Regions from separate parts of the Mus musculus genome. Here region 2 is linked to region 1. Evidence: chromatin loops called from intact Hi-C (ENCODE). Cell type or tissue: gastrocnemius. All regions are shown on one strand. Links, peaks and the distances in the headings refer to the core of each region. The heading gives the core; the rest is flanking DNA. Region 1 holds the start of 4930405A21Rik (RIKEN cDNA 4930405A21 gene). Region 2 holds the start of Myl9 (myosin, light polypeptide 9, regulatory).

Region 1 (15,665 bases), core at 2,531-10,530:
AAAGCTTGAAGTCTGCCAAGCTTGAGTTGGAGCCACACTTCCCTTATCTGTAGGACGGGGTTTGATAAGTCCACCTGCCTCTGGCTTGCTGCACAGATTTCATGAGGCTGTCTTTGGAGGTGCTGGCTCAGAGCCTGCCTGAAGCAGGTGCACAAGGAGCATGCTCAGAGCAGCATTTCCTTCTCTAAATCCCAAGCACAGGAACTGAAGTCTCTGCTCAGCTCTCCTCCGGAGCACAGCCTCTGTTATCCTATCCACGGGCCCCACCTAACCTCTCCCAAGGGCCTCTTCCTGGGTACAGCAGAGCCTCCTCCCTGCCGTCATTTTTACCCATTCCTAGTTGATTCCTAGCCCGAATCAACATCTTGAAAGGATCCCCCAGTTGTGTTATCCCAGTCTCCTGGCTCTGTACCACCCAGGACTCCTCGAGGCAGCTGTACTCACTGATGTTCAATGCTACCTACAACTGCCTGGTCCCTCTCAGACTTTCCAGTCAGAGCCCTGAGGCGTCAGCAGATCCAGCAAGCACACTCAGCTTTCCAAATTAACTTCCAACCCCACCCCTCTGCCTTGAGCAAGTCATTCTCTAGAATGCCAGCCCCACCCTCTGCCCCCTCAAAGAGCTCTCGTTGCTCTGGCTTGCACTCACTTCTTCCTCCTCAGACAATGCCTCTCCTCAGCGGCACTTAATTACAGACTGTCACACAGTCGCTCATAATTGTAGGCCTTGTCTCTCATCAGAACCCAAGCTCCCAGGAGCAGAGGACTTGTCTGTCTCTTCTTCCCCTTTCACGCCACGGGAGCCAGCCCAGGCTGAGAGGGCAGGCCCCTGGAAAAGAAGGGTTTCCCAACACCCAAGTCAGCTCCCAGCTCATCCCAGTCAAACCACTTGGGAGCACTTTGCTCATCCTCAAACGAGGCAAGCCATCGAAGGGGTGAAAGAGGTCTGGGGGAGATTAAGCCATGGCTCTGTCAGCCTTGTTCTGGGATCCTAGTCTTTCTTACTCCCCAAGCTTGCTTCTTTACTAAGTTACAACAAACAGCTGTCTTTTAGCTCTAGATTCAGTTTTATTGCCTTTAAAGCAGCCTTGGCTTCCAGAGATGGATGGGGAGGAAAGCAGTGACTTTTGGCCCAGGTCGAGTGAGGGAAGACAGCCTCAGCCAGCACTGGGAGACCTGGGGGCAGCAATGGGAACCTGACTGGCCTTCACACTGCACACCTCTCTCTCATCAAGTTGCTGCTGACTGGAGTCCACTGTTGCTCAGGCGTTCCACCCCACAGCCATTAGCCTAGCCTGGCCTGCCCTGATAGTGCCTGCTGCTAAGGAGGGCTCAGCTGGGAAAGGTGACATGCTGCTACAAATAACCAGGCTTGCCCAAAACAAGGCTGACAGTAGTATATCACTTCTCAAGGGAGCGCCCAACATAGGCAGGCATTTCCATCCTACTCTGGCAGGAAGAAAACCAAAGCACAGAAAACGGTCCAGGATCAGACAATAGGAATAAGTAGTCTATCACTAAGTGTGGGCTTTTCTCAGAGTGCTGCCAACAGGCTTTCAGCTTCAGACTCCTTGACAGGTCTCACTCCTGCCCCAGACCTGACAAAAGAGGATCTTTGGGGACTGAACTCAGGAAACTGAATCTGTAAATATGAAGAATCAATATGAGGAAGCACAGAAGGTGAAGTGACCAGCTAGTCACACTTTAGGCAAGTTTATGAACCTAGAGCTGAGCTTACAGATGGGGCCAGCACTTCATGGACAGTGGCATTTGCCAGTGTAGACAACCTCAGGGAGTAGCGGTTTGTACCACAGAGGGGACAGCAAGACACATGTATCGGCTTAACTAGGCAGGAGCTTCTCGTGTGGAGCTCTGGGGAGTGGCGATTCAGAGACACCACTGCAACCTTCTGCCAAGAGCCAGGAGACAGTTTCCCAAGTCCACCGGAGCTTCTGGGAGGAAAACATTTGGGCATGTGGCATCTCCATCAGGCAGTGGCCCTCAGGGAGTGTCTGGTTGCTACTCTGGATGAAAAGCCAGGGAAGGTGATGACTCAAGTTCCCGCCCCACCTCAAGCCTTTAAATGTGAGATGAGCTCAGAGGCTGGGGAAATGTCAAACAAACCCAACCAGAACAGGTGCCAGAACAGGCACTGAGTGACAGGCTACCAGGCAGAAGCCGCAACCTTTGAAGTAATGCTGTGGGCAAAGGAAGCAGAGGCCTGAGGATGCCCAGACACTGCCATGCTGCCAGACCCAGAGTAGGTGCATGTCCCTCTGCAGGCCCCTGCATCTTACAGTTAACTGAAATCGGAAGAACCTCAATGGCTTCTGACTGTTGTGAGGTGCAATGGTCAGGAAAATGATGGTGAATTACTTGATGCCCCCAAAGGCCCTGGAGACACCACTTCTATTACTACTGCTTACATACAGTTGGGGTACATTCCTACATCTCATTACTTGAACCCCAACCACAAGGGTGAGGGAAGAGGCTGGCGCTGTCTTGTTCCCACAAAGAAAAATCTGACCAGATATTATGAGGAGGGAAAAGCTCACATTTATTAAGGGCCTACTGTGTACAGGTTTTTATTTATATGTACATAATCTTATTTAATTGTCTCCACAATCCTATGGTATAAATGATTTTTCAGAGTCCAGATGAGGAAAGCACAGGCATTGAATGACAAGACTGATCAGAACCAAGTATGAATAGCTTTAAAACCCACAATATTCTGCACCTGTATACAAGCCTGATCATGTCTGGTATGCTGACTCAGCTCAAATACTGTCTCTTCCTGGAAGCCTTCCCAGCCCACACAGGCCCTCTCCCATAAAAGCCCCCAGCTGTCCTGAGTATACAGCTGACAGCACTCAGCACATTACTGCTCCTTACTCTGATCAGGCATACTTTTAAATGGTAGGGCACAGGAATGCACAGGTGGCCCGAGAATCTCAAATGTCAGCTACAAAGACCCAAGACATAGATATATTCAACACCCCCATTCTTCAGAGGGAAAAGCAGAGCTCCACCAGGAGACCAGCTGTCTGAAGTCACATGGCAGTTGAGCACCAGAACTGGGGACAAAACCTTGGCATTTTGCCTTGCAACTTAAAAAATAAAAAGACTATTTTTTTTTTTTAAAGAATCAGTCCTAGGATAAGACTTTTTATTCCAATTTAAGTTAGAAAGATGACAATAAAGGGACAGTCACTGCCTGAGATATAGGGACTAGAGTCCTGACTCCTCCACTTCTGGGTCAGGTAACAAGCCCTTTTACCTTCCCAATGCAGTCTCCATGGATTGTGCCTATCACAAGGCACACACAGAGACTGATTTTACACACCAGGGGCAGGTAGTACCAGCAAGGCAGTGACTTAAGACATGGCCATGAGACAGGCCCTCCTGGCTCTTCTTTTTTTTTTTTTTCTTTTATATATATAAAAAAAGATTTATTTATTTTATGTATATGAGTACACTGTAGCTGTACTGATGGTTGTGAGCCTTAACGTGGTTGCTGGGAACAAGGCTCTTCTTTTTTTCTTTTATACATAAAAAAAGATTTATTTAATGTATATGAGTACACTGTAGCTGTACTGATGGTTGTGAGCCTTAATGTGGTTGCTGGGAACAAAGGTTGCCCACTCCGGTCGGTCCCACTCACTCTGGCCTAAAGATTTATTCATTATTAAATCTAAGTACACTGTAGCTGTCTTCAGACACACCAGAAGAGGGCGTCAGATCTCATTAAGGATGGTTGTGAGCCACCATGTGGTTTCTGGGATTTGAACTCAGGACCTTCAGAAGAGCAGTCAGTGCTCTTAACGGCTGAGCCATTTCTCCAGCCCCCTCCTGGCTTTTCTTGACTTTCACCTTAACTGTAAGATGCAGGGACTATGATATCTAGTCTCACTCCCTGTTCCAAAGTTCTAGAACATCCTAGAGCCCTTGATAGCAGACCCCAGCTCTCAGCAGAACCTTTCAACTAGGACCTTTGTGCTCCACGCAGAGAAAAGCAGCCGTGGCTCACCACATGCTGGCTGACTTTGTTTTCAGGCACCACTAGCAGGGTCCAACCTTAAATAATAAATGGCACACAGAAAATTCAAACGTTCCCCAGCACAAGCACCTCTCTGGGCATACCAACTTATTTTCACACACCGAGGAGAAGCAAGATGGCACTGGGGATTCTGGAGAGGTGGGCACACTTCTTAACCAGATGGGAGTGGACGAGTCCTGGGCACCTGCTCTGTACCCTCTCAGGGAAGCTTTCTCTCTGGGACTCTCAAAAGGCAGGTTGACAGTTTACAAAGCATATGCCTCACTTGATCTTCATGACACCCCTTGGTACCACTACCCCCATTCACCATCCCTTTTACAGATGGAACACCTGAGACTTAAGTGCAAGGGTCACAGGCAAAGTCAAACTTTTTAGAGCTGGTCTAATCAAGATTTCAGAGTCTAAGACAGCCAGATACAATAATCAAGAGTATCATTGTAAGGGCGATTCCTCTCCGATTCATCCTGGTCTCAGTAAGACCAAGTTTTACAGACCTCTGTTCACCTGCCCACTCAGGGTAGCTTGAAAAGTTCTGACCACAACCATATAGCCCAGCTGTCTAAGAAGCCACACCCCCTGCAAAATTTCATTACTCAAGTTGGCAAGAACGCAGCCCCCACCCCCAGCTGGGTCTAAATAAACGCCCAAGTGATATCACATCCTGCTGTCGGCTCCAAAATAGCCCAGGCCTGCCCACAAGCGATCACAAAGTGCCAGGCCATGCAGGGCCAAACCAGCAGGGATACCCAGCCCAGGGCGCACTCCACACACTTAAGCAACTCAAGCAGAAGCCTCAGGGCAGGAAGGCCCTTTCCCCCCAACCCCCTCGCCAGACAGCCTGGCCCCACCATCCTTGTTCCCCTGGTCCAGAGGCCCCACAGCCTCATTACCCCAGCGCCAGCCCCTGCCCCAGCGCCAACCCCATGGAGCCTCTGCCGCGGCCAGCCTGCGGGATGACTCCGCCCGGCCCGACCCGGACACCCCACCACTCACATTGCTTCAAGAGCTCCAGACACAAAGCCATGAGGGCCGGATGGGGGTCAGAGACCCAGAGACCCGGCAGAGACAGAAAAGGGAGAGGGAGTGACAAGGAGCAGAGAAAAGGGGCGACAGGGGATCGGGCAGAGAAGCAAAGGAGCAAGAGCCCCGGGCAGAGAAGGCTGAGGCAGGCGTTAGAGACAGCAATGAGACCACCGACACAGACGCGTGAAAGAAGCAGGGAGAGCAAGGGGGGTGGGGGGGACCGGGTCCAGAGAAGTGGGACGCTCGGAGAACAAGGAGAGACAGTGACAGCGACAGCGGACAAATCCAGGAAAGGCAGAGGTTCTTAAGTTAGGGAGCTGGGGAGACACTGGGGGTTCAAGGAGACCACTAAGGGATGTAAAAGGTTCTGATAGCTATGGGAGGCTCCGGAGAAGTGGGAAACCCTCCGGGAAATGCGGACTAGGTGGAGATAACCCCCAGGAAATCAGGGGCACATGCATCAAGAAGGACCCTCAAGATGTGTGGTAAGCTCAGGAAAGGCCTGGGGGAGTGGAGTGTGTTCTGAAGGAGAGGCCCCAAAAGATCTAGGGAGTCCAGAAGAATGGGGGTGCCAGAACCCGTGGCTGTAAGAGAGGAGAGGAGCGCTGGGAGAGGGGACCCGAGATCCTGGAGCGAGGGAGGGGCCGAGAGCGCGAGAGCAGAGACAAAGAGACAGCGAGCTAGGGAGAGACAAAGCGGGCTCAGCGGAGACACGGGCCCGAGGGCCAGTGGCCCGACAGAAGGACGGAAGCGCGGGCGAGCGGGCGGACGGACAGACGGACAGACGGGAAGACGGGGCAGGGCAGGGCCGGGCGGAGGCGGCGCCCGTCTCCTCGCGGGGCCGCGGCTGCTCCGGGTGGCGCTGGGCGGGCCCCGGGCGTCCGGGCTGAGGAGGCGGCGGCGGCGGCGGCGACGACGTGGGTCGGACAGACGGACGGAGTGACGGATGGACTGGCGGCAGCTGCGGCCAGCGGCGGGCACTCACCCTCCTCCCTCACGCGGCCCGGCCCGAGGCTCCGGTTTTGTACGCCCGAGAGGCGGGGCCTCCGGGTTAAAGCCCCGCGCCGGCCCCGCCCCTCGCGTCAGCCGCGCGCGCGTCGCCCGGGATTCCGGGGCCGCCAGGGGGCGCGCGCAAGCGGGACACAGCGCAAGCGCGCACGCGTACCGCGCGGCCCACGCCCTGGCCGGCCGGTCTTGAAAGGGAGTGCGCGCCCGCGCCAACTCGCGCATGCCCGAGTGAGGGGCTCCGCCCTCTCGAACCGCCCCGCCAAACCGGTTCCAGCTGGAACGCAATGCGTGGTCTGTACGGGAGTTGGAGTGGCCGTCCGTCCCTGCGGGCTCACCCTGGTGGCGACGCCTCGCTGTAGGTAGGGAAACTGAGGCTGAGGAGAGAGCCCACCGTGGGCTTTCTGTCCCGCACGCGGGTCCTAGCTACTCAGCCGCGCAGTTTCTAGTTGCCTCTTTGCCTCATCCCTTGCTGTGCTCCCAAGGGTCCTAAGGACGGGTTCAGTATCCCACTTGTGTGACCTTAGGTTAGATGCTTAACCTTTCTGTGCCTCTGTAAAATGTGACAACCGAGTGAGCCCCCTCCCCGCCCACAGACTGACAGTCCATTTACAGAAGGTTCTGCCAAGCACAGATCTTTGCTGCCTGGCAAGCCCGCTGGTTGCCTGCTTTCTGTACTGGGATCTGACAGAGGACTGTGGGAAATGAAGAAGGTAACACTGTTTCCAGTCTACCTTTTGCATTAAGACACAATAATGGCAAAAGCAACAAACTTACTTGATGCCAGCACTGTGCTAAGCACTCTAAAAGCAGGAGTTGGCTACACCATGCTATTCAGTTTCATTTGCTTTAGGTGAAAATACAAAGTAAATTCTTGAATGGCTATGACACCTCATGTGTTGCTGTGTCCTTTCGATTCAGTAACACTTCTTGCATAACCTTGGGCAAGTCCCCCTTTCTCTTTGGGATTCCCCAGTGCTGAGTATCCCCTGGAGAGAAACCAGGCAGAGACAGAATTTTCACCAGCAAGTCTTTGACCCTTTGATCCAGCTCACTCTCTTGAACAGAAGAACTAACTCACTGGCAGCTTCAATTTGGACTTCACCAAGTCTGAGACCTTGGTCCTAGAGGAATGTCAGCACCCTTCTCTGTTGGTCACCCCCCTCCCAGCCCCCCGCCTCAGGTCCTGTAAGGTGTGTATGGGGACGATTTTGTGACTGACTGAGTCCTTGCCCAAGTCAGGCTAGCATAGAGGAGCAGTTGGCTGACCCAGGCCTGAGGTGTAACACTGGCACATAGGCCTCAGACCCTCCTGCATGAGCCTGGGCTTCTAGGAGAGGGTAAAGGGTCCTTTCCAGATAGACTGGCAGCTGGTTTCCCCTTTGGGTCACCATTTTGGTAAATCCCTTGAAAACTTGAAGCCGGGCGTGGTGGTGCACGCCTTTAATCCCAGCACTTGGGAGGCAGAGGTAGGCGGATTTCTGAGTTCGAGGCCAGCCTGGTCTACAGAGTGAGTGCCAGGACAGCCAGGACTATACAGAGAAACCCTGTCTCGAAAAACCAAAAAAAAAAAAAAAAAAAGAAAGAAAGAAAGAAGGAAAGAAAGAAAAGAAAATTTGAACAGTGAAAAGCTGTGCATTCCTGCTTTTGTGTGTCAACTTGACACAAGCTAGAGTCATCAGAGAGGAAGGAGCCTCAGGTGAGGAAATGCCTCCATGAGATCCAGCTATAAGGCATTTCCCCAATTAGTGATCAGTCGGGGAGGGCCCAGTTCATGGTGGTCCTGGGTTCTATAAGAAAGCAGGCTGAGCAAACCAGGGGAAGCCAGCCAGTAAGCAGCAAGGTCCATGGCCTCTGCACCAGCTCCTGCCTCCGGGTTCCAGCCCTGCTCGAGTTCCTGTCCTGACTTCCTCCAATGATGGTCTGTGATCTGGAAGCCAAATAAACCCTTTCCTCCCACACTTGCTTTTTGGTCATGGTGTTGTCGTCACAGCAACAGAAACCCTCACTAGGACAATCTGGGACGGGGACATGGCGGAATGTAAGGAGGAAGCCTGCCTTGTGCCCAGTGCTCTGAGCAGAGGTGCCTGTTTCAGCAGTAGGAAATGCTGGCAGTTGTCCAAGAAAGGCCTCCTGAATCCTACTCCCTCTGACCCTATGGCCCGGAGAGGACCAGTGTCCCCTGCCTGACCAGTATGACAGCCTCTAATCATCTTGTTCCCACTGCCAGATGATTCTCTGTTCTTTGTCAAGTCCTTGTGTGGCTTCCTTCCTAACCCCACAGGACAATGAAGAACCCAAGGCTCTGAGAAACATCTCCTTGACCTATTTTCTGAATAACCTTGACTGTGACACTTCCTCTAGGCTGTAGTGGCTTTGTGAACCATCCCACCCGCTGCTGTGATTGTGTGTGTGTGTGTGTGTGTGTGTGTGTGTGTGTGTGTGTGTGACTAGGTTAAGTCAGGAATGGCAGGTATGTGTAATTCTGGCCATAGCAGACATCACTAATTGGCAGTGATGCACTTACTCTACTTTAACTTAGATTAAATCTCAAACCTTAGCTTCAGGGGTAAGAAATGACACTCAAATTACAGGATGTTTGCCCCGACACTCTGGGGATTGGATGGGCTGAGCTGACAGGAATCTGCAGTGTGATAACCAGAGATTAGGGTGGACCAGGTTTGGGAGACCAGAACAAGGGATTTTGTCAGACTCCCTTCCTGTGTGTGTGCGTGCAGGGAAAGGAATGAAAGAAACCAGATGAGTTCTAAGGGATGAGAAAAAGGACAAAAAGAGGGGGAAAGCAGCCTGTGACTTGGATGGTCACAGATAAAGACCATTGGTCACAACCAAGATCTAGATAACCAATATGAGGCCCAGGGAGGGACACGTACCTCTTCAGTGCCACAACAGCACTGAAGAAAGTACCCTGGGCCTCTGAGCAGGAGCTGGAATGTTTTCTGGACTGGAACTTGTCCAACTCAGCCTGGAGCTTCCAATATGGGTGGAGAATGACCCTAAGTGTATGTATCTGTGTGTGTGTGTGTGTGTGTGTGTACACGCGCACACACAAGCTCTTGTGTGACCATATCACAATTGAAGATATAGAGAATGTAATTGGTAGGACCAGGGTGCCACACAGTAGTTCCCCCCACCCCCACGCCACTTGCTGAGGTCCCTGTGTGATATCTCAGCTTCTGAATCTGTGTGGTGTGATTCAGAGGGAGTGGGAGAGACACAGAAGGGAGGAGGGGAAAGCCCAAAACTGGGGAAAGGAAGAGAGACAGAGGGCTTTGGGAGAAACAGAAGGCGATGATTGGAGTGGGGGAGCTGAGGGAAGAGACGGCAGGGAGCCTTGTCACTGTTTTTGCTTCCTCTCAGGAGCATAAAGAAAGGAGAGGCAGGATGAGAGGCAGACCAAAGGGTCATATCCCGGCCCTCGTGCCCCCTCCCAGGTGTCCTCTGGCTGGGGAGGGGCGTGTACAAGTGGCAGCTGAGCCACCGCTGACCCGCCTGCCAGTCACCTGCCAGAGCTATTTCTGGAATGTGGAAACTGGGTCAGAAAGGAGGAGGGAGGAAGGCAGTGCTCACAACGGAGCTGGGAAGCTTCGAGTAGTGGGTGGGCAGCTACATGCCCCGCCCCCGCCGTGTCAGAGCAGTTGGTTCTGCTAGGTGCCCACTGCCTTAGGAGCTCCCCTGCACCCCCATCTTCACACCTGCCTGCATCTGGTCTGTGAGCACATGCGCTCCTTGGAGAAACAAAGAGCTCCATGCCTCTCTGCAACTCGGGTTCTGAGTAGGGAGACTGGCTGTGTTGGTGTGTGCCTGCGTAGAGGTGGGTGATTATAAGCAGAACTTCCATGTATGGTTGTACAAGTTTTACACAGATTAAGGATGCGCTCGTATGTGGAGTGCTATTCACAATATAGACATGATGAAATTATGTAATTGCTATGACTCCCCCGCCACCCCCCCCACCCCCCCACCCCACCCCCGGCAGATAGAAAGCAAAGGACCTTATTCTAATAGAAACTGTATCCTGGTGACTTTTCAGCAGATGGTGGCAGAGTGTCATAAGGGGCAGTGTCCTTTTCTTAACTCGGCACAAAAGTACTACATGGACCAGCTGCAGCTCTGGCCAGAAGCCTGGCGATCTGGTGGCTCCGGCTCTCCTAGGTGGCAGGTGAGTGTGCCTGCTGAGCCTGAGAGGAGCAGATATGTGGGGTCACTGTGGGGACCTGCGCTGTTTCTAAGGCATGCTTTCTTCACAGGTGTCTGGGTGTGAGCTTTGATGGAGACACACAGGCATGTGCTTGGTGTGCAGGGGCGTGTTGAGTTAGGTATGCACATGTATATAGGAGAGTATCAGTGTACATCTGTCTTCACATCTTTGGGAGTGTGACACACTTACCCGTGTGTGCACATACACATGTGGATGGGTGTGTCTAAGTTGGGTATCATTTTCGGTCTGTACCTTACTTTTGAGAAACTCACCAATTTGGCTTGGCTGGCCGACTGGTTATGGATCCACTGTTTTTGCCCCCTCAGAGATAGGATTACAGCCTGTGATGGTTTAAATGAGAATGGTCCCCGGAGGCTTATATATTTGTATATTTAGTCCCTAGCTATTGGGCTTTTGAGAAGGATTAGAAGAATTAGGAGGCGTGGCCTTAATAAGGAGGAAGTGTGTCATTGGGGTGGACTTTGAGGTTTCAAAAGTGCATGCCAGACCCAGTGTCTGTCTCCCTGTCTCTGTCTCTATGTCTATCTCTGTCTCTCTTTGTCTCTGTCTCTCCTCCCCCCCCCCCGCCCACTTCCTTAGGATCAAGATGTAAAACTCTCAACTACTTCTGCCACACCATGCCTACCTGCCTGCTGCCACGCTCCCCACCATGATGATCTTGGACTAAGCCTCTGAAACTAAGCCAGCCTCCAGTTCCATGCTTTCCTTTATAAGAGTCACCTTGAGCCAGGTGGGGCCAGTGCTGCACGCCTTTATTCCTAGCACTCAGAGGCAAAGGCAGGTGGACCTCTGTGAGTTTTGAGGCCAAGATGGTTTATAGAGCTAGTTTCAGGACAACCAGGACTACACAAAGAAACCCTGTCTCACCCTCCACCCCCATCAAATAGAGTCAAGTTAGTCATGGTGTCTCTTCATAGCAATAGAACACCAAGAAGGTATATTAATTAGCACACCTGGACCCCTCCCCCTCAACCTCATGATACTAAACCAATGGAGCCATCCTTCCAAAGCCGTTTTCACACTATAGACAGGTCTTTCCGTCTGACTGTGCACGAGCGACTAGGCAGGTATGAGATGCTGTTGCTCAATACGTTCCTGACTGCATTTGTTTGTGCAAAAGCCCCCAAACAGTCTCATGGAAGCCCTATATCCTTACATTTAGTAGCAAATGCTGGTTCATCCAGAATGTGCAGTGTGTGTGTGTGCGTGTTCTGTAATTGCCTAAATTATTACTTTATTGAAGCAAAGTGGGAATTTCTTTCTTTAAAAATGAAGGGGCTGGTATGGGCTCGTCACATAAAAGAGCTTGCCATTGCAAGTCTGGTGGCCTGAGTTGGATCCCTGGAACCCACATGAAGGTGGAGGGAAGGGCTGGAGAGATGGCTCAGCACCCGAGAGGCAGAGGTAGGCAGAGCTCTGTGAGTTCCAGGCGAGTTTAGGCTACATAGTGGTACCCTCTGGGAAAGGAAAAAAAAGTGGGAGCAACCTCCATGCACGGGCCAGTGTTTGCATGTTCATAAACACACACATGCACATACATGCACATAGTAAAGAGAGGTATGTAATGCAAATTGAAGCAGAAATAGATTATAGGTAGATGATCAGTCGATAGATACTGAGGTTGAGATCGAATCAGTGACCTCAGCTCTCAGTTCTTTGTATTCATGCCCCTTGCTATGTCTCACTAAATCTCTGTGGCATCAGCTTTGGACTAGTGACTTGCTTTATCAACTGTTATTATTATTTTTGTTTTGTTTTGTTTGTTATTTTTGCAGATGGGAAACCAAGAGACTTGAGACAAAATGAGGTTGTCCTCCCATCCTTCTGCCACCTCCATGGGGAAAACATGGCCTGGCTGGGACACTGGCTCCTGAACAGCTTTTGGGCCCAGGGTATAGGACACAGTGGGCAAAGGCGGCTGATCGGCAAGCTCATACCTAAGTGTTTGCTGTTGTCCCCCACTGAGATGGTACACAATGTAGAGTGTGACTGCGTAACGACCAAGAGATATCACGTTGGCCCCAGGACCAAGCAGGGAGAGAAAGGATGAGCAAACTCTTAGAGGAGGATTGGAAAAGGAGCCTGGATTCTGCGTGGGTCAGGACTCCCAAGGAAATCCACCTAGAGTGACTTCCCGTGTGCAGATAGACTTGGGCAAGGCCTGCCTCCTTTGGATAAGAGCTTAAAGAGAAAATGCAAAAGAAACAGCCAACCTGTCAGGGACACTCAGGGGAAATAGGAAGGGCCCAGAAATGGCTGAGTTGGAAAATAAATCTGTCAGTTTTAGTCTCGAGCCAGTAGATCATTTTCAAATGAAGATATAGTCTAAGATAAAGATCAAAACAAAGTCGTTGCCTGTTAAATACCACACAGACTGGGGCTTAGGCCTTTAATCTCAGCACTTGGGAGGCAGAAGCAGGCTTATCTCTGTGAGTTTAAGGCCAACCTGCTCTGCATAGGGTCGCAGGCTAGCCAGGGCTACATAGGGAGATCCTATCTGACGGACAGACGGAAGGGAGGGAGGGAGGGAGGGAGGGAGGAAGGAAGGAAGGAAGGAAGGAAGGAAGGAAGGAAGGAAGGAAGGAAGGAAGGAAGGAAGAGGGGGTGGGTGGAGAGATGGCTCAGTGGTTAAGAGCTCTGACTGCTCTTCCAGAGGTCTTGAGTTGAATTCCCAGCACCCACATGATGGCTCACAACCATCTGAAATGGGATCTGATACTCTCTTCTAGTGTCTGAAGACAGCTATGATGTACTCTTATACATAAAATAAGAGATTTATATCTTTTTTTTTTTAAAGGAAGAAAGGAAAGAAGAAAGACAAAAGAAAAACAAAAGCATTTGCTATTCTTGCAGAGGGTGGGGTTTGGCTCACAACTGCCTGTAAGTCCAGTTCTAGGGGATCCACCCCCCTCTCCTGTCACTGTGGTCACCTGCATATGGGTAGTGCATATACAGAAAAGCAGGTACACACGCATACACATAAACAAAAACGACTCAGGTGGTCCAAGGAGCAGTCGGAAAGCTCAATGGTGTGCTCCCGCAGCAGCCCAGCATGCCCAGTATAGGAACAGTGAAGTAAAGGGGGTGGGACTCAAAGTGACTGTGCATGTGACCTTGGCACAAAGAACTACATGAAATTAAATTGAATAATGAAATAAAACGTGTTTGAGCTAGGTCAGTCAGCTTCTGCTAAAGAAGATGAATCTAGCGTTCCTAGGAAGGAAGCAGGCAAGGTCCGAGGTTCGTTTCTCAGGAAATCTCGAGGACTTGTCTCCTATCTCACAGCCGCTTAGGGGGATCTTGGGTAGCTTAGCATTCCCTGTGAGCGAGGCATGAATACATGTGTGGGATGCAGCAGGTTGAATGATTACCACCGATCTCCAGCCGTCTTGTGTACACGCCTTGTGCCACAGGGATACAGTCTCCCCTGCAAGAGTGGGAGAGCCCTCGTCCTTGACTGCGAGCTCAGTCATCCGACTTGCCTTCCCCAGTGGGACATTTGCTTATGTGGGGCCATGACTGTGCTTGTCCTGTTAGTTAGGCCCGCTCTCTTGCCTTCTGCCATCCTCATGAGGGGAAACTTATCCTGGTTAGACTATTTATCTCCGGAGGACCTCTGGTCCCAGGAGAAGCATGAGGCTGACAAACTTGGGGATGTCCATTGCTGTGCTAGGTTTGCAGTGCAGTGTTATTGAAGCAAGAGCTACGGCACGGAGGGACCGCCTGGTCCTGGGTTCTGAGATGAGCAGCTGTGGGTCTATGCACTCATGAGTAATGGGGTTGAAGAAGTCGAGGGTTCATTTGCAGGGAATTTCTGTGGATGTCACGTGGCCTTCTAAGCCCATCTCAATAGCACAGGGGAGGCAGAGGCAGACAAATCTCAGTTTGACGCCAGCCTGGTCTACAGAGCAAGTTCCAGGACAGCCAGAACTACATAGAGAAACCCTGTCTCAGAAAACAACCCCCACCCCCTGCCACCCAAAAGAGACCTCCTCAGGGGCGTGAGAATATGGAGAAGGCGATTGTTACCCGAGATGCCCATTGGTGTGACAGAGCTCTGGGACAGCCTGACAGAGCTCTCTGGATTTGGAAGCCACCAAATGGTAGTCTCCACCCCAGCCTGGAGACTTCTAAATAGAGTAGCTGGTTAGCCTACATGACCACAGGCCTAGAAGGAAGGCACTAGCCAAGCAGAACGGCCTCCAAGAGGCAACTGTGTTGCTTTACAATCAGGTTAAAAAGGCCCACAGGGTAGGGGTGGGGCTGCACATGCTACCCAGCAAAAAGGCTGAGCGAGGACCACCAGATGGAGAAGCCGAGGGGAGCAGGAAGCTTACTGCTCACACTAGGACAACAGGTACCAGGAAGCCCCTTCCCGACGGGATAAGGAACCAGACTGTGGCTTCAGTTGTTCAGTGTCCCAAGACCAGTAGAACCAGAAACAACCGTGAACAAGACCCAGAGAAAAACCAACCAGGACACCTAGCTCCTTACCAGGGTTTTCCAGCCACGCAGGCTCCTGGTGCAGCAGTATGAGATTGCGGCAGACTAGTCTAAGATTAGACTAGACTGGACTCCTAACATCTAAAAGCGAGGCTATTCCTTCAGGTATGAAAGGCGCCAGAGTTTAGGGGTCTGCCCTGGGATCCCAACTAGGGGTGGGATGGGAAGTCTGTAGAGAGTATGGATAGATAAGTGGGACCGCCATTTCCGCTCTGTTCCCTAAGGGACCAGTTCATTTAATCAATGTTGGTCGCCTGTGTACAACATCTGTGGGACTCAGTTTCACTTAGTGACATCTAATACCAGCAGCCATCTCTTCTTACACAGCCCAACCCCGTTGCCCTTGACTGGCATGGAGGATCAGGGTAGAGGCTATGAAGCAGCCATAACAGTAGTACCTGTCACGCCCTAGCAGATGGTGTTTACTTAGGGTCTGTACATGGTGAGAATGTTACAGGTAAGTTTCCTGCATAGTCCGGCAACCCCAGGACTCTCTAAAGGACCGGAAGAGCAGACCCAGTGCACTCTCAACCAGCCCACTCTTGTACTGTGGCCCCCGGTCTGACTTTCTTGTTTTGCCTGGCTTGTGCACACAGTATGGCTCCTTCCTCTGCCCACACAGGGGTCAACTTTAGAGAATTCAGAACAATGTGAGGACACGAAGGCCACCCCTGACTGAACATGAGAAACAAACTCACCCCATCGGGAAAGCTGGGAGCAGGTTTAACCCCTCGTTACACTATTTTTGCCTTCCCTGAAGGTTCCTGCCTTCCCTATAGGTTTGTCTACACTGCTAACCCCAAGTGGGTTAGTAAGCCCTGCCTATCAGCAGGA
Region 2 (15,665 bases), core at 3,111-11,110, 56 kb before region 1:
TCTTAGTCAAGGACCTTGAAGCCAGGCGGCCCAGATAAGGCCTAATCACCAGTGTTTACTCCCCTCCTATGACTTGCCAGCCCAGAGTCCGGGCAAAACCACAATGAAAACTCCCTTGCTCAACCCCCATATCAAAAATATGATATAGACAATACTATAGCCTACCTGCCCCCCTCAGATCCCGAGCTAGCCTCCTCCCCGAGCACTCAGAGAATAAAGCTTCTACTTTTAAGTTCTTGTCTTTGAAGTGAGTTTTCTCAGCTTTTCCCCAAACCCAACAACAACAGAAATTGGGTGTGCGTCTAATTCTTAAACTCCTGTCATGGTGAGAAGGGAGACAAACAGGTGGCTGGAAGCACTGGGGCCAGCTAGCCTGGGCTGTACTGGGGCCAGCTAGCCTGGGCTACACAGTGCAGCACAGAACTGAGAGGCCCCAGTGCTTTAACAAGATGGAAGGTGAGCACCCATTCTGAAAAGCTGTCTTCTGCCTTCCACATGTGTGCCATAGTGTGTGACACACACACACACACACACACACACACACACACACACACACACACACGAAGTCTTAAAAGAAGATCGGCTGAGTCTGGGGCTGCACGTTGGTAGAGTTCTTGTCTGGCATGCACAATGCCTTGGCTTCCATCCCCAGCATTCTGTAAACCAGACTCAGTAGCCCATGCTGATTCGCCCAGCACGTGGGAGGCAAAGGGCTTTACTTTGCAGTCTAAGCTGATCTCGAACTTGCGATGATCCTTCTGCCTGGGCCTGTGGCATGCAGGGACTGTAGGTATAAGCCACCATGCCTTGCTCCCTGCTGTCATTACACTGATGACACTGAAAGCAGGCCTTTGGTGCTTAGATGGCTTAGCAAGAGGATGTGGTGTCCAGAGAACAGGCCAAGGGCCACTCAGCTCTGCAGGTAGGGCTGGGATTGGGTCTGGAACACTATTTGGGGCTGGTTTGCACCTTACCTGACCTGGTCCCATCCAGAGTAGACACCAAGAACTTGTGGGGCTCATTTTGGAACGGAGAGTGTGTGTATCTGGCTGCTTGCTACATAGGATGTAGTTGAGTGTAGCCTCCAGGCTGGGTTGGTACCCCCTCCCCACGATACACCCACCCCCAATGCTGTATGTGCTATGGCTTTCCTCTCAGGGATCACTTTGGATCCAGAATCTGTCCCCGACCTCTGCCAGGGTCAGATGAGACATGTGAGGCCCCTTTCTCTACCCATAGACTATCAGGAGAGCCCAGGCAGTCCCCACCCTTTTGTAGGAAACATTGTCAATGACCCCATTATTCAAATGTGGTTAGCCTAGCCCAGCCTGCCTACTGGAATAGAGTGTCTGTGTGTATGTTCACACATTCACGTGTGTGAGAGTGTGTGTGTGTGTGTGTGTGTGTGTGTTGTGATGGAGGGTGAACCAGATTGTGCCTACAGTCTTCTGGCTGCCCAGAGCTGGATTGGATAAGGGGAACAGCTGGATTGCTGATCAGTGAGCTACTGGACCCCTACTTCTTCATTGTTCTTAGAGTCTCCCTTAATGTTAAGCGCCCCCTAGTGAAGTGACCTAGAAATCAGGCTTTAGTCCTGAGGCTTGTGACCTTGACCTCTGACACACACCCACCACCATCCCCCAGATTAAAGCCTGTTGTATGGGGTTTGGTGAACCCAAGGGTCTTCCGATTCTGTCCTCTTTCCCCAGAGGCCTGTGTCCCTTCCATTTGCTGATCTGGTCTCAGTAGAGCACAAAGCCAGCACCCAAACTGGGGGCCTCTGAAGCTTCAGTACTGCACATCTGGGAGACGCCCCAGTGCTTCCCCTGGACAATGGCATGGTGCATCAGGGCAGTCACTGGGACGGGAGGAGAGTAAGACAGGGTGGGACACTGTCTGCCCCCCTCCCTGCCCCTCATCACAGACACATAGACCAGAGATGGTGTTCAGCCTTGTATTAAGAGACTGTCCCTCAGGCAGCTTCCCTTCCCTCAATGCATTCTGGGGGTGCTGAGACAACTCCACAAGCCTAAGAGCAGACTGTCATCCTCTGAAGGGACATGGTGAATGGGTGTGTACCTTTGTGGGGATGCTGGGAATTAGTGTCCGACACCAGAACACGGGTGCTTCCTTCCTCAGGCCAGCCCGGGAATGGGAGGGCATGGCTGAGTGCTATCTTCAGTGGCTTTACCTTGGTGCTTGCTGGCCCCACCCTCGGCTCACCTCCCCACTGTGGTCCCTCCTTGTAGGGTCAGAGATCCCTTCTAGTTAGTGCCTGGGCCCATTGTAGAGCACCTGCCTCACCCTGTGGGTCTTACGGTTCAGTTCCGGCCCTGGGAGCTGGGACCCTAATTCGTCACGGGGAGGGTAGAGTGTATGTGTTGGGGAGGTAGGTGACTGGGATGGGGTCTAGGCACTGGGGCAGCTAAGAACAGCTTAGTCGTCCTTGTCCTTGGCGCCGTGTTTGAGGATGCGAGTGAACTCCACGTAGTTGAAGTTGCCCTTCTTATCAATGGGTGCCTCGCGGTACATCTCGTCCACCTCCTCATCCGTGAATCGGTCGCCCATGGTGGTGAGCAGCTCCCTCAGGTGGTCCTCGTGGATGAAGCCTGAGGCACGGCACGACTGGGTTAATGACTGCAGGCTCTGGCCACGCCCACCCACCCTCCCAGCCCTTGGAAACCTCACAGTGGGCGGGGCTAGAAGATCCTCAGGGCTCCCGAGGGAAGAGTTTACAGAAGTTTACAGAGCGTCTGTGGAGACTGTGACACTATGAGGGGGGAAATTATCTGTGACAGAAGCTGGGGTAGAAATGGCAAGATGTGGTTTGATCTCTGGAAGGTTTAAGCAGTGTGTCCTGGGCACTGGGAAGTTGGGGACAGTGATGTCTGGCCCAGCCCCTTTCCTTATAGCCCAGTTCCCCCTACCTAGCCCAGGTCTCCCGTGTACACTGACCTGAGGCCTCCTCATCAAAGCAGGCAAAGGCATTGCGGATCACATCCTCGGGGTCTGTGCCGTTCAGCTTCTCCCCAAACATTGTGAGGAACATGGTGAAGTTGATGGGCCCTGGCGCCTCGTTCATCATGCCCTCCAGATACTCGTCTGTGGGGTTCTTCCCTGTGGTGGGTGGACATTGCGGTTGCTGTCCCCAACTTGGGTGACTCCTTCCCAGTGACGTTTGTAGACTGGGAAGCAGGTGCCAGGCAGCCAATTTCCTGCTTTCTGGGCATCCAGCTCCTATCCCCGCCTGCTTTTGAGGTATGAGGGCATGCCACAAGTTCCTGGCTCCTCCACCATTATGGTGTAAGATCAGCTGCCCCATGTGCCGGGTCACCTGGCGTACCCCCTACCTCCCTTGTGCCAACAGCAGCCTTATTCTTTTCTCACAGGCCAGGAACTGCCGCACAGAGAGGTAGGGCAGCTTATCCAAGGTCACACAGCAAGGGAGGAGCAGGGGTCAGTAGCTAAACTTAGGTAGTCTAACTTAGGGTACCAGATTCCAGAAACGTTTCAGAAGTGCCTACATCAGTGAGCTTTGGTGACATAGAGGCTTGGATTTAAGTCCTGGTCCTGTGGCTCAGCTTCCCATGTTTTTAGAGGAACAGTTACCGTGACAGTAAGCCACTGTTCTAATGGTCTCACTGCAGTCATTGGCACAGCCCTGGGATGCTGCAGTCTGCTAGGTTCAGATCCCATCTATGCTCAGGGCTGCTGTGCCTCCTCGGGCAGATTGTTTGTTCTTTCTGAGTCTTTGCCTGCCACCCCCAAGAGGGGGCTGCATGGAGAATTAGGGTGATGGCTGTAGAGATTACTACTATCTTATCTTATCTTATCTTACTATCTATCTATTTCTTCTATCATGCAGTACATCATGACCACAGTTTCCTCTCCCCCCCACTCCTCCCAGTTCCCTCCTCCAACCTCCCCTCTATGAACCCACCATACACAGGCAAGTGTTTTTCTGGCTACCTAGTTAGACTCAGCCAGTCTAAATACAAGGTGTGGCCTGACCAACGGGGGGGTGGGGGGGAGCTTATGACTGTGTGTCTTTTGAGCCTCAGACCCCTTGCTTTGTTTTTATAAGATGCCCAGAGGAGTTCTTAGCCCATGAGGACCAGCCCTTTGTCCCCTGACACAGTCTTTCTCTTCCGGGATGCTGAGAGGGTCCAGATTGGAGTGCTGGGCTTTCTTCTGGGGAGAGAGAGGCCCCAAGAAAGCCTGGCCAGTAGCTGGAGGGATAGCACCCCCTTTTCTAATCTGTGCTGCTGGCCTCCCACCAGACCTGTGGTCACAGGCAGTCCAGTAGGCATGGAACGATGCCAGGGACTGACAGGGATGGCCAAGCCCAATGGTGTGGCAGCAGTACTAGACTGATCTTATCTGTCATCCCGCCCTGATCCTCTGGCCTCAGGGAAGGCTATGCCAGGAACTGCTGCTGAGGGTGGCTGGCTCTGGCCGGCACATGGGGAGAGGTGCACTCTGGAGGCCTCAGAGTACCCGTCTGAACATTGGCAACTTGGACTTGATCCGTAAGACCCTAACCTTGGAGGTGTCATTGGGGGTATAGAGGAGTGAGTGCTCTGGCCTCCCTTCTAAGCCTCAGTTTTCCCATCCGTACAAACTCAAAATGCTGGCACATTTCTTTAAGATTTACCACACAATCCAATGCACAGATCTGACTTTCCCCGGGAAGTCAGGCTGTCTAGGTTCAAATCCTGAGCTGGTCCTTCTCCTTGCCTCAGTCTTCCTCTCTGTTAAGTGGGCAGACCCGGAGCAGTATAACCTGCCGTGGAGCACTAAGACTCTCATTTCACAGGAAGTGCCCTGTCAGTGCTGAGCACTTCCCTCCCTGAGCACCCGTCCCACTCACCCAGAGAGGCCAGCATGTCGTGCAGGTCCTCCTTATCAATGAAGCCATCTCGGTTCTGATCAATCATGTTGAAGGCCTCCTTAAACTCCTGGATCTGGGACTGGTCAAACATGGCGAAGACATTGGACGTAGCCCTCTGGGGCCTCTTCTTGGTGGTCTTGGCCTTGGCTCTCTTGCTCGACATCTTGCCTTTGGGTGTTGGGGGTTTCCCTACAGGGAGGGGCGGGGGATGATGATGGACAGGGATCATCCCTGCCTTCCCCTGAGGTCTAAAGTTAGGTCTCAGCTTGCTCTTCAGGGCATCCCACAGGTTTGGGCCCCCAGCCACCCAGTTCTTTCTGAGCACAGCCTGTGGGCTGTGATCCTGAGTGCTTCATCTATCTGTCTTCCTCTGGGAAGGGGGGCAACAGAGTAGCCTGCCACAGGAATCAGTTAATTTAGTATCTAGAGAGGCCCTGGAGTGGTGCTGAGCCTAGAAACAATTCATTTTGCTTTGAGTGGGTAAAATAGGATTGGCTTGGTGCCAACCATTAAAGTGCTTTGTCTACTTTATTTCTTCATAGCAATGTGCCCATCTCAATGGCGGGAAGATAGGGCTCTCCTAGGAGGGGTCGGACCCCCCAGCTCTGTACTCTGATAATACCCTCCCCCATCCCTCCCCATCCCTCTCACTCTATGCCCCTGCACCCCTCCCCCATCCCTCTCACTCTATGTCCCTGCACCCCTCCCCCATCCCTCCCCATCCCTCTCACTCCATGCCCCTTCACCCCTCCCCCATCCCTCCCCATCCCTCTCACTCCATGCCCCTTCACCCCTCCCCCATCCCTCCCCACCCCTCTCACTCCATGCCCCTGCACCCCCTATCTCCCCCATCTTCTGCACAGTCTGTGGAACACAGCTGCTCTCCTCAGGGAGCCTGACTGGTCCCTTGTGGTTTCATCCTGTGCCCTCTGTCACTTCCTGTACATCGAAGCTCCCTCAAGTTGAAACTACAGTCCATTTAGACCTGGTGTTTTGGCTTCGGCCGGTCTCTCCCATCCCATTCAAACTCAGACCTTCAGTCGCCTCCTTAAAACCCCTCTCCACATCCCGAGAGTAAACCTCGATGCCCCAGCCTGGCATGAAAGGACCCAGTGTGCTCTCCCAGCTCCTGACTGATCCACTTTGTCTCCTCCTTGACCTCTAGCATTCCACAGCTGTTCCAGGACTTCCTTCCAGCCCCCCCCTTCTGTAGCTGTCCTCAGGCTGAGCTCTAGAGTCCCAGGGGTGCTGTTCTCCACCCTTATCTTGATAACAAACACTTGCGGACTCCCTCATCCTTCACCACTAGGGCAGCCCACAGCAGCAGGCTAGTAGAGGATTCTTCAGTGAAAGGTTTATGAGCTCCACTGTACAGATGGGAAAACTGAGGCCAGGGAAAGAATTCAACCTGATCCCATCATAACTTGTGGGGAAATACATCTCAAAACTTCTGTCTGCTTCCCCTCAGCTAGTCCAGGCCCCAGCACGTCTTCTTCTCTGCCCTGTGCTCTGTAGACCTTGGCCCAGGGCCTATGTCCTTCCTCCTCTATCCCTGCCTCTAATACCCTCTGGGCTGGGGTCATGGTCAGCTCCAGCAAGTCCCAGGGCCACATCTACCTGCAGTCTTGAGACTCTAGCTGTATAAAACCCAGTGAGCCCCACAGCATGCACCAGGCTTTGGGGTTCCTTTGTGTAGTGCTGGGTGGGAATTGGTAAGAACCGGGGGCAGAAATGTTGTCCCTGGAAGCTGTCCCCCATCTCCTGTGGCCCAGGCTGAGATGGCCATCAGCTAGCTTTCTTCCTTTTCCTTTCTTTCTTTCTTTCTTTCTTTCTTTCTTTCTTTCTTTCTTTCTTTCTTTCTTTTCTTTCTTCCTTCCTTCCTTCCTTCCTTCCTTCCTTCCTTCCTTCCTTTCTTTCTTTCTTTCTTTCTTTCTTTCTTTCTTTCCTGTCTGTCTGTCTGTCTGTCTGTTTTGTTTTGTTTTTCTTGTTTTTTCGAGACAGGGTTTCTCTGTATAGCCCTGGCTGTCCTGGAGCTCACTTTGTAGACCAGGCTGGCCTCGAACTCAGAAATCCACCTGCCTCTGCCTCCTGAGTGCTGGGATTAAAGGCGTGCGCCACCATACCCGGCTCTGTTTTGGTTTTTTGAGTCAGGGTTTCTCTGTGTAGCCCTGGTTGTCCTGGAACTCACTCTGTAGACCAGGCTAGCCTCGAACTCAGAAATCCACCTGCCTCTGCCTCCCAAGTGCTGGGATTAAAGGCGTGCACCATCACTGCCCGGTTTGGCCATCAGCTTTCTTAGCCCATCCTGTCTGCAGACCTCTAGGGCAGGCCCAGCTAGGCTCCCCTAGTGTATCCCTGCCCTCTCTACATCCCTGAGAGGCATCCCCCCCACACACACACACACAAAGGGAAGTGAATACCTGTGAGAGGGTTGGGAGCCAGGACACCACGCTAGGCTGGGGCCAGTGGGTGGCAGGTTTGGCTCTTGAAGGGCCAGGCACTTTCTAGACTTGGTTGAGTGACTTAAATTAGGAATAAGCTGTGTCCTTAACTCTGAAGCCATATGCTCCCCTCTCTGGGGTCCTAGACACCAAGGATCAGACAGCTGGAACTTGGCGCGGTCATGGCTAGACCATCCCTCCCTCCTCATTACTAGTCTCCATAGCTGGCTGTGCCAGATACCCTGCTTTCCAACCGGCTCATCAAGCAACCAGGGCGGCTGGAGGGTTGTGAAGAAGCCAAGACCCCCTCATCCCACCGTTCTCTAGTGCACACAGCACTGGAGATAAGGAAGGCATGAGGTGGTTACCATCCCTCCTGGGGTAGGGTTTGCAAAACTGGGTGTGAGCGCTGTGCTTCCGTAGGGCTCAATTTCCTCTGCCACACACAGTTTCTTGGGTCAGGGATGCCCTCAACCCCCTCACTGGCATCTCTACAGGCAGGTAGCCTGGAGTTTCCAGGCTTGGTGTGTTAGGCTCTTTAGCAAAAGGACACTCTGGATCCTTGTTTCCTTGCCCAAAGACCAGTTTTCCGGGGCGCAGAACCACCAGTTGCTCAGTCCCAGGCCAGGGTCCCCTTTAGGACCCAAGCAAGGCAGTAGCCCCAGCCCACACCACTAAGCATGCCACAGCCCTCAGAAGGCCGGGTGAGGTTCAGCCTGACCACCTACTGTAGCTGCCCGGGTGCTGAGTGGGCTCCCACCTGCTGCAGAGAAGAAAAGTCCTCGGCGCTGTTGCGGTGCTTCGAGAGTTGGCTGGCAGCAGCTCCGACCGATGCTCGATGCTCGGAGCTCTGGGGGCGGAGCCGGGGCTGGAGGGTCCGCAGGCCGCCCGGCCTTACAAGGCAGAAGAATGCGCGGGGGTGGGGTGGGGGCGGGGCTGAGGCAGCCAGCCCGGCCTTATTAGGCCTCTGCTTGCAGGCTGAGAAGCTGGGGTGCCCCTGGAATAGCCCCCCTCGACGCAGCCTTTCTCTGGGTCGGCCCAGGCTGGGGCATGGAAGCAGATTGAGGTGTCAAGACTGGCAAGAAGGGCGGAGCCTTCAGCGTTTCCCAGCTCTCCGACCCCCTCTTGTCCCAGAGGCCCCTGCTGTGTCTGGTGGAAGGCTGGCTTTCACCCGGCCAAGTATGGTCCTTTTTTTTCAGGGAGACTCAATCCTCACAACAGCGGCCATCACTCTTTCCCTAGGGCTTTCTGGCATTCAGTTACTTTGTAAATAGCTGCCTGGCTCCGCAATGGGGCAGGCAACTGATCCATCTGCCTAGGGAGCCCTGGGAGCCTGAAACCGCCTACATCCCGGGACAGTTCTGAGCTCGGCTGAAAAGGAGTTAAGGGTGATGCTGGGAAATGGAGCCAGATTGAGAGGAGATGGAGCCAGATGCGGTGGTTCATGCCAGTAATCTCGGCATTTGAGAAGCTGAGGCAGCAGGATTGCCAACATCGAGTATAGTGTAGGTTCCAGGTCAGTCTGAGCTATGGAGCAAGGTTGTCTAAATAAATAGAAGGTAACAGTTTTTATCTGTCCTGGCAACATTAGAGGTAACAGTTGAAACACTTCCGGAACTAGAATTTGGGGAGTAGTTTAGCTTAGCGTAGAGGTCAGAAGTCACAAAGGAAAAGTAATGGATGTCAGTGCAGGAGATTTAGAGAGCGTATGGCACGCTCAAGGACAGGAGAGCAGACAGTAAGTGGGGGAGATGCTGGTTGGGCTTATGGGGCAGTGGGAAACTGGGCGACAAGGGGAGGGGTTCTGGAAACACTTCAGTGCTTCAGCCAATAGGACTTGAAAACGGACCAGACTGGAATGAGAAGAAAGTTGGCTCCAAGAATTCAATTCTTTTAAAAATTCTATTTATTCGTGATGAGAGTTGGTGTGGAAGTCAGTGGACTGTTGCAGGCCTGCCTGGCCACATACGAACAGCAAGTGCCATTACCAAGGAGCCTCTCTCACGCCCCAGCTCAGGATTTCAGTGGGGCAGCTGGAGAGAGTGCTGCCATTTTCTTAGTTGGGCAGCGTGGGCGTAGGCGGAGCAGATTTGGGAGAGATCCATTTTGTCTTGGATTTATTCATTTTTGGAAACTTTCTTTTGAGATAATTTCAAGCATACTAAGGTTCTAAGACTCGTATAGAAAACTGACTTCCTTGAGAGTCTCCAGTTGACCTTTGGCTCCTCACTCTTCCCTGTGGGAATATGCACATTGCCCAACACTTGATAGTGAATAAGATTTTAGTATATCCTAAAAGGAGGACTCTTTTACATATTGATAGTATATTATCAAAATCATAAGATTTAACATTGATTTAGGCTTTTAATTTATGACCTATATTCCAATTGTGCCAGATGTCTCAGTAATATCCTGTATGGAAATTTGTTCTGGTCCAGGTTGTGTGTGATGGGTGAGGTGCAGGTGCCATGGGCATCATTCTATGGAGCTTGAAGATGATGTCATGTAGCTGGAGGGTGATGTCATGGAGCTGGAGAATGTTGCCATGGAGCTGGAAGATGTTGTCATGGAGCTGGTTGTGGTGGATTGAATATGCTTGCTCAGGGAGTAGCACTATTAGGAGGTGTGGTCTTGTTGGAGTAGGTGTGGCCTTGTTAGAGGAAGTGTGTCACTGTGGGGGTGGGTTTTGAGACCCTCATCCTAGCTGCCTGGAAGCCAGTCTTCTGTCTGCCTTTGGATGAAGTTGTAGAACTCTCAATTCTTCCAGCACCATGGCTGCTTCCTGTCATGATGATAAAGGACTGAACCTCAGAACCAGTAAGCCAGGGCCAATGAAATGTTATCCTTTAGCAGAGCAGTAGTGGCACACGCCTTTAATCCCAGCACTCGGGAGGCAGAGGCAGGTAAATTTCTTTTTTTTTCTTTCTTTATTTTTATTTTTATTTTTATTTTTGCAGGTGGATTTCTGAGTTCGAGGCCAGCCTGGTCTACAAAGTGAGTTCCAGGACAGCCGGGGCTACACAGAGAAACCCTATCTTGAAAAACAAAAAAACAAAACAAAAAAATAAATGTTATCCTTTTTAACAGTTGCTGGTCATAGTGTCTTTTTACAGAAATGGAAACTCAAAGACACTGGTCCTCTCTATCTTTATAAGAGCTCTGCTGATAGAACTTGTCACCAGGCCTTTGGCATAAACCCCATTACCCACTGACTCGTCTCACCAGTTGTATAACTTTCCAAGTTTTTTGTTTTAAGTTTATTTACTTTTGCGTGTGTGTATATGTGTGTGTAATGCATATTATAATGATACACACATATACACATATATACATATATTTTTTGAGATGGTCTCATGTAACACAGGCTAATCTCAGACACTGTGCCCTGAGGATGCCCTTGGACTTTTGATCTTGCACTTCTGCATCCCAAGTGCTAAGAATCAACCTATGGCCTCCTACTTGCTAGGCAAACACTCTTACCCAGTGAGCTGCATCTTTAACTTCTTTTACAGATAGATAGACAGACAGACAGACAGACAGACAGACAGACTTGGAATTGGTCCCAGGGACCTACAAAGGTCCTTAAAGCAAGTGTTGAGCTGAATATGATGGCATATGTTTTCTAATCCCAGCACTTGGGAGGTAGAGGGAGGAATTCAAGGCCAGCCTGGTCTACATAGTGACCTCTAGGCTAGCAAGGCCTCCAGAATGAGGTCCTGTCTGACAAAAAGACAAGGGCTGTCCCATGGAATACCCGTATGTCCATTTCCTTACCCTTTAAGGCTGAATATGCCATATTTGCTTACCCACCTCTGGATGGACGTTTAGGTAGTCTTCCTGTTTTGGTTACTGTGCTCAAGCTGGGGGCATAGCTCAGTGATAAAGCGCCTACCTACTTAGCGTGCATGAGGCCTCGCATTGCAAAAGGAAAAGGAAATGAATGAAAGATGCTGCCTTTAAATTTTGTTTAAATTTATTTTACGTGCATGGGTATTTCATCTGCATGTCTGTGTATGGACTGCCTGGTGCCAGAGAGGCTAGTGAATCCACCAGGACTGGAGTTCCAGATGGTTGTGAGCTGTCCTGTGCGTGCCCTGTGGGATTGCAAGGTCTCAGGCAGCTAAAGGTGGACTTGACTTTGATATGAGGCTGAGGATACTCTCTAATTTCTAACCATACTACCTCTGTGTTTGAGTGCTAGGACGACAGGCACGTGCCACCAGTCCTGGTTTCATGATGTGTTTGGGACTGAACCCAGAGCCTTGGGCATGCTAGGCAGGTGCTGTGCCAACCGAACTTCATCTCCCAATGCTGCTTTTTGTTGATTTATTTGCTTATTTGTTTGTTTTTGAGAGAGGGCTTCAACTATGTAGTCCACAGCTGGCCTCAAACTTACAGAGATCTGCCTGCCTCTGCCTCTCGAGTGCTGGGCGAGACATGCTTCACCACACCTGGCTAGTTGCTTTGCTTTAGATACAGGGTCTCCTATGTAGCTGGAGCTGGCTTTGAACTTACAAGCTTTCTGAGTACTTAAGTGACAGGCATGGACCACTATGCCTGGCAATAATGCTACTTAAAACATGGCTGCTCAAATAATCTCAAGTCCCACTTTCAGTTAGTTTGAGTACATGCCCGGAAGTGGAATTGCTGGGTCATAGTGTAAGTTTTTTAATTAAATAGTTTTTCCTTTTACTGAAAATGGACTTTTTGCCCTTGTATAATAATATATCCTGAGTATGGTTTCTCCTCCCTCTACCCGCCCCAATTCCTCCTCCTCCTCCTCTTCCCTCCCATGTGGGTCCCTTCCCTTTCTGTTTCTCCTTAGAAAACAAACAGGCATGGACATGAGGGAGAGGAGAGGAGGGGGAGGGGCTGGGAGGAGAGCAGCGGTGGGGTGGGGCGGGGGAACGATGCTCTGGATATAATATGTGAGAGAAGAATAAATAAAAAATTACCCTTTCTTAGAAATGGGTACAAAACACCCATAGAAGGAGTTACAGAGACAAAATTTGGAGCTGTGACGAAAGGATGGACCATCTAGTGACTGCCATATGCAGGGATCCATCCCATAATCAGCTTCCAAATGCTGACACCATTGCATACACTAGCAAGATTTCGCTGAAAGGACCCAGTTATAGCTCTCTCTTGTGAGACTATGCCGGGGCCTAGCAAACACAGAAGTGGATGATCACAGTCAGCTATTGGATGTGTCACACGGCCCCTAATGGAGGAGCTAGAGAAATTACCCAAGGAGTTATAGAGAACTGCAACCCTATAGGTGGAACAACAATATGAACTAACCAGTACCCGGGAGCTCTTGTCTTTAGCTGCATATGTATCAAAAGATGGCCTAGTCGGCCATCACTGCAAAGAGAGGCCCATTGGACTTGCAAACTTTATATGCCCCAGTACAGGGGAACGCCAGGGCCAAAAAGGGGGAGTGGGTGGGTAGGGGATTGGGGGGGTGGGTGGATATGGGGGACCTTTGGGATAGCATTGAAAATGTAAATGAGGAAAATACCTTAAAAAAAATAACAAGTACTCTTCTGAGTGATAATAAAATATAACAAAAGAAAACATAATAATAATAATAATAATACCGAACACCCTGGAGTTGGACAAGACATACAGAAGGAACAGGGCCCAAGAGAAGGCCCAAGAGTCAGAGATCCGCTCATTCCTGCACTCAGGAATTCCATGAAACCTCTCGACTGGAAGCTAGATAGCCGGCAGAGGACCTGGTGCAGACCTGTGCTTGCTGCCTCCCTCTGAGTTCATATGAGCTTTGAGCATGCTGATCTGCAGGGCCTTGTGTCCTCCACACCCTCTGGCCTTTCTGCTCTTGAAGTCTCTTTTCCACAGGGTTCCCAGGGCCCTGAGGGGAGGGATTTGAGGGAGACCTCCTGTTTGGGGCTGAGTGTTTCAAGGCGTGTTCCACTCTGCCTAATGCCTGGCTGTGGGTCTCTGTGTCTGTTCCCATGTGCTGCAGGAGGAAGCTTCCCGGATGCTGGCTGACCAAGGCACCGGTGGATCCATGAGTATAGCAGAATCACCAGGAGTCATTTTCTTGCTACATGGTTTTTGGGTTTTTGTTTTTGTTTTTGTTTTTGTTTTTTTGTCTTAGTGTTTTTTGTTGTTATTGTTTCCCAGAACAGTGGTAGTTGGTGTCTCTCTAGATCCCTTGCCTATCTAGTCTCATGTTTTGGGCCACCGAAGCAGTGAGAGCTATAGGTTCCATCTAAATGGATTGGGCCTTAAGTCAAGTCAGATATTGGTTGGTGTACTGGCTAGTTTTGTGTCAACTTGACACAGGCTGGAGTTATCACAGAGAAAGGAGCTTCAGTTGGGGAAATGCCTCCACGAGATCCAACTGTAAGGCATTTTCTCAATTAGTGATCAAGGGGGAAAGGCCCCTTGTGGGTGGGACCATCTCTGGGCTGGTAGAATTGGGTTCTATAAGAGAGCAGGCTGAGCAAGCCAGGGGAAGCAAGCCAGTAAAGAACATCTCTCCATGGCCTCTGCATCCGCTCCTGCTTCCTGACCTGCTTGAGTTCCAGTCCTGACTTCCTTGGTGATGAACAGCAGTATGGAAGTGTAAGCTGAATAAACCCTTTCCTCCCCAACGCTTCGTGGTCATGATGTTTGTGCAGGAATAGAAACCCTGACTAAGACAGTTGGTTACTCTCATCGACTTTGCCCTAGCGTATCTTGCAGGCAGGAAACCATTGTAGTTCACAAGATTTGAGCTTGGCTTGGTGTTTACGTTTCTCCTTTGGCAGCGCGCCAAATACCTTCCTGTACCAAAGACCCTGGGACGTAGGGGTCGAAGGCTTCAGTTTGACTTCTCCTTGTTCAGTGCGCTGTATAGGTGTTGTATTCAGCAATGGAGGCTCTGTCGGCGTGTGGAGAACAACCTATAGTTTTGGCAACAGCCTGATTGGGTTAGGGACTCCCATGAGACCCCTTTGGCCAACAAATCAATTAGATGTACCTGATCCCAGAACTGGAAGCTTCATTCGGTAACGACATATGGGGACTCTGCCTCCCCATTATTTGGCAATTTCATTTTTTAAAAAATCTTTATTTATTTTATGTTGTGAGTACACTGTCACTGTCTTGAGACACATCGGAAGAGGGCATCGGATCCCATTACAGATGATTGTGAGCTACCATGTGGTTGCTGGGATTTGAACTCAGGACCTTTGAAAGAGCAGTCAGTGCTCTTACCCGCTGACCCATCTCTCCAGCCCTGCCAGTTGAATTTTAAGTAGCTTCTGTTCTTTCCACCTCTCAAGAGGGCCTTAATGTCAGCTGTCTCTCCCTGTATCCCTCCCTCGCCCTCCTCTCCCCTTCGCACTTGGTCCTCCCATCCCAGTCCCCTCATGCGGCCATAACTACCTGTTCTATTTTCCTTTGTAATTAGATCTATCTGAACTCCCTAGTCCCTTACTCTACACCTCACTTCTGGGTTCTACAGATTGGAGCTTGATTATCATTGAATTAACAGCTTAATATCCACATCTCTGTAGCCTGCACAATACTTCTTATACAGATATTGGGACTTTTCTTCAGGACAACCAATTCTTCAACTTTCTTTTTTCTTTCTTTAAAAGATTTATTTATTTGTTTGTTTATGTATGTATGTATGTATGTATGTATGTATGTATGTATGTATGTATATGAGTACACCATTGCTCTCTTCAGACACACCAGAAGAGGGCATCAGATCTTGTTACAGATGGTTGTGAAGCCACCATGTGATTGCTGGGAATTGAACTCAGGACCTTCAGAAGAGCAGTTGGTGCTCTTAACCACTGAGCCATCTCTCCAGCCAATTCTTTGATTTTTTTTTTTTAGCTTTTTTTTTTTTTTTTTTTTTTTTTTTTTTAAGACAGGGTTTCTCTGTGCAGTCCTGGCTGTCCCGGAACTCACTTTGTAGACCAGGCTGGCCTCAAACTCAGAAATCCGCCTGCTTTTGCCTCCCAAGTGCTGGGATTAAAGGCATGTACCACCACCGCCCGGCCTTTCCTTGCCTTTCTTGACAGCACATGAGATGCTGGGATTTAGCTCCTTAAACCTGTGTGACTGCCCACGTGCCACTGATCAGTTGTGAATATTAGGTCCTGCATTATCTTCTCATCTTTCCAACCATGTTACAAATCAGGGGTTCCTTAAAACATTTCCTTAGATTATTAATTTGCTAGAGTGTCTCACAGAATTTAGGGAACACACCCAAACACTTTGCACCATTCTGTGCATGATATTGTGTGTGTGTGTGGTTCATGTGCCATGGTGTGTGTGCGTAGGTCAGAGGGAGGACAACTTTCTTTCAT

Evidence for each region. Hi-C counts contacts between places; a loop is a spot of excess contacts. Peaks named below come from ENCODE experiments on the same cell type or tissue, not always from the same donor. Only the 100,000 strongest peaks of a DNase experiment are listed, where the experiment ranks them.
Region 2: a loop joins it to region 1, with 2.3 times the contacts of the local background. A loop is called at or near these places in 7 of 42 quality-filtered maps.

What each region holds. Positions count from the first base shown.
Region 1 is chr2:156,711,488-156,727,152 of GRCm38, reverse strand. The region is part of intron 7 of Dlgap4 (DLG associated protein 4); the gene reads right to left. 4930405A21Rik (RIKEN cDNA 4930405A21 gene) reads left to right here and starts at 6,244. Exons shown (of 4, transcript NR_040505.1): 1 at 6,244-6,447; 2 at 10,140-10,268; 3 at 10,908-11,058; 4 at 12,104-12,614. In gastrocnemius, for the core only: CTCF peaks have their summits at 3,790 and 6,210 (motif pointing right); DNase peaks (open chromatin) are centred at 6,249, 6,664, 8,157, 9,641 and 2 more places; H3K4me3 peaks cover 4,464 bases; H3K27ac peaks cover 6,267 bases.
Region 2 is chr2:156,767,934-156,783,598 of GRCm38, reverse strand. It overlaps Myl9 (myosin, light polypeptide 9, regulatory), which reads right to left and starts at 8,135. Exons shown (of 4, transcript NM_172118.1): 1 at 8,093-8,135; 2 at 4,871-5,080; 3 at 2,956-3,117; 4 at 1,942-2,609. The coding sequence starts at 5,054. The coding sequence ends at 2,437. In gastrocnemius, for the core only: a CTCF peak has its summit at 6,197; DNase peaks (open chromatin) are centred at 5,775, 7,605, 8,207, 8,447 and 1 more place; H3K4me3 peaks cover 5,062 bases; H3K27ac peaks cover 4,757 bases.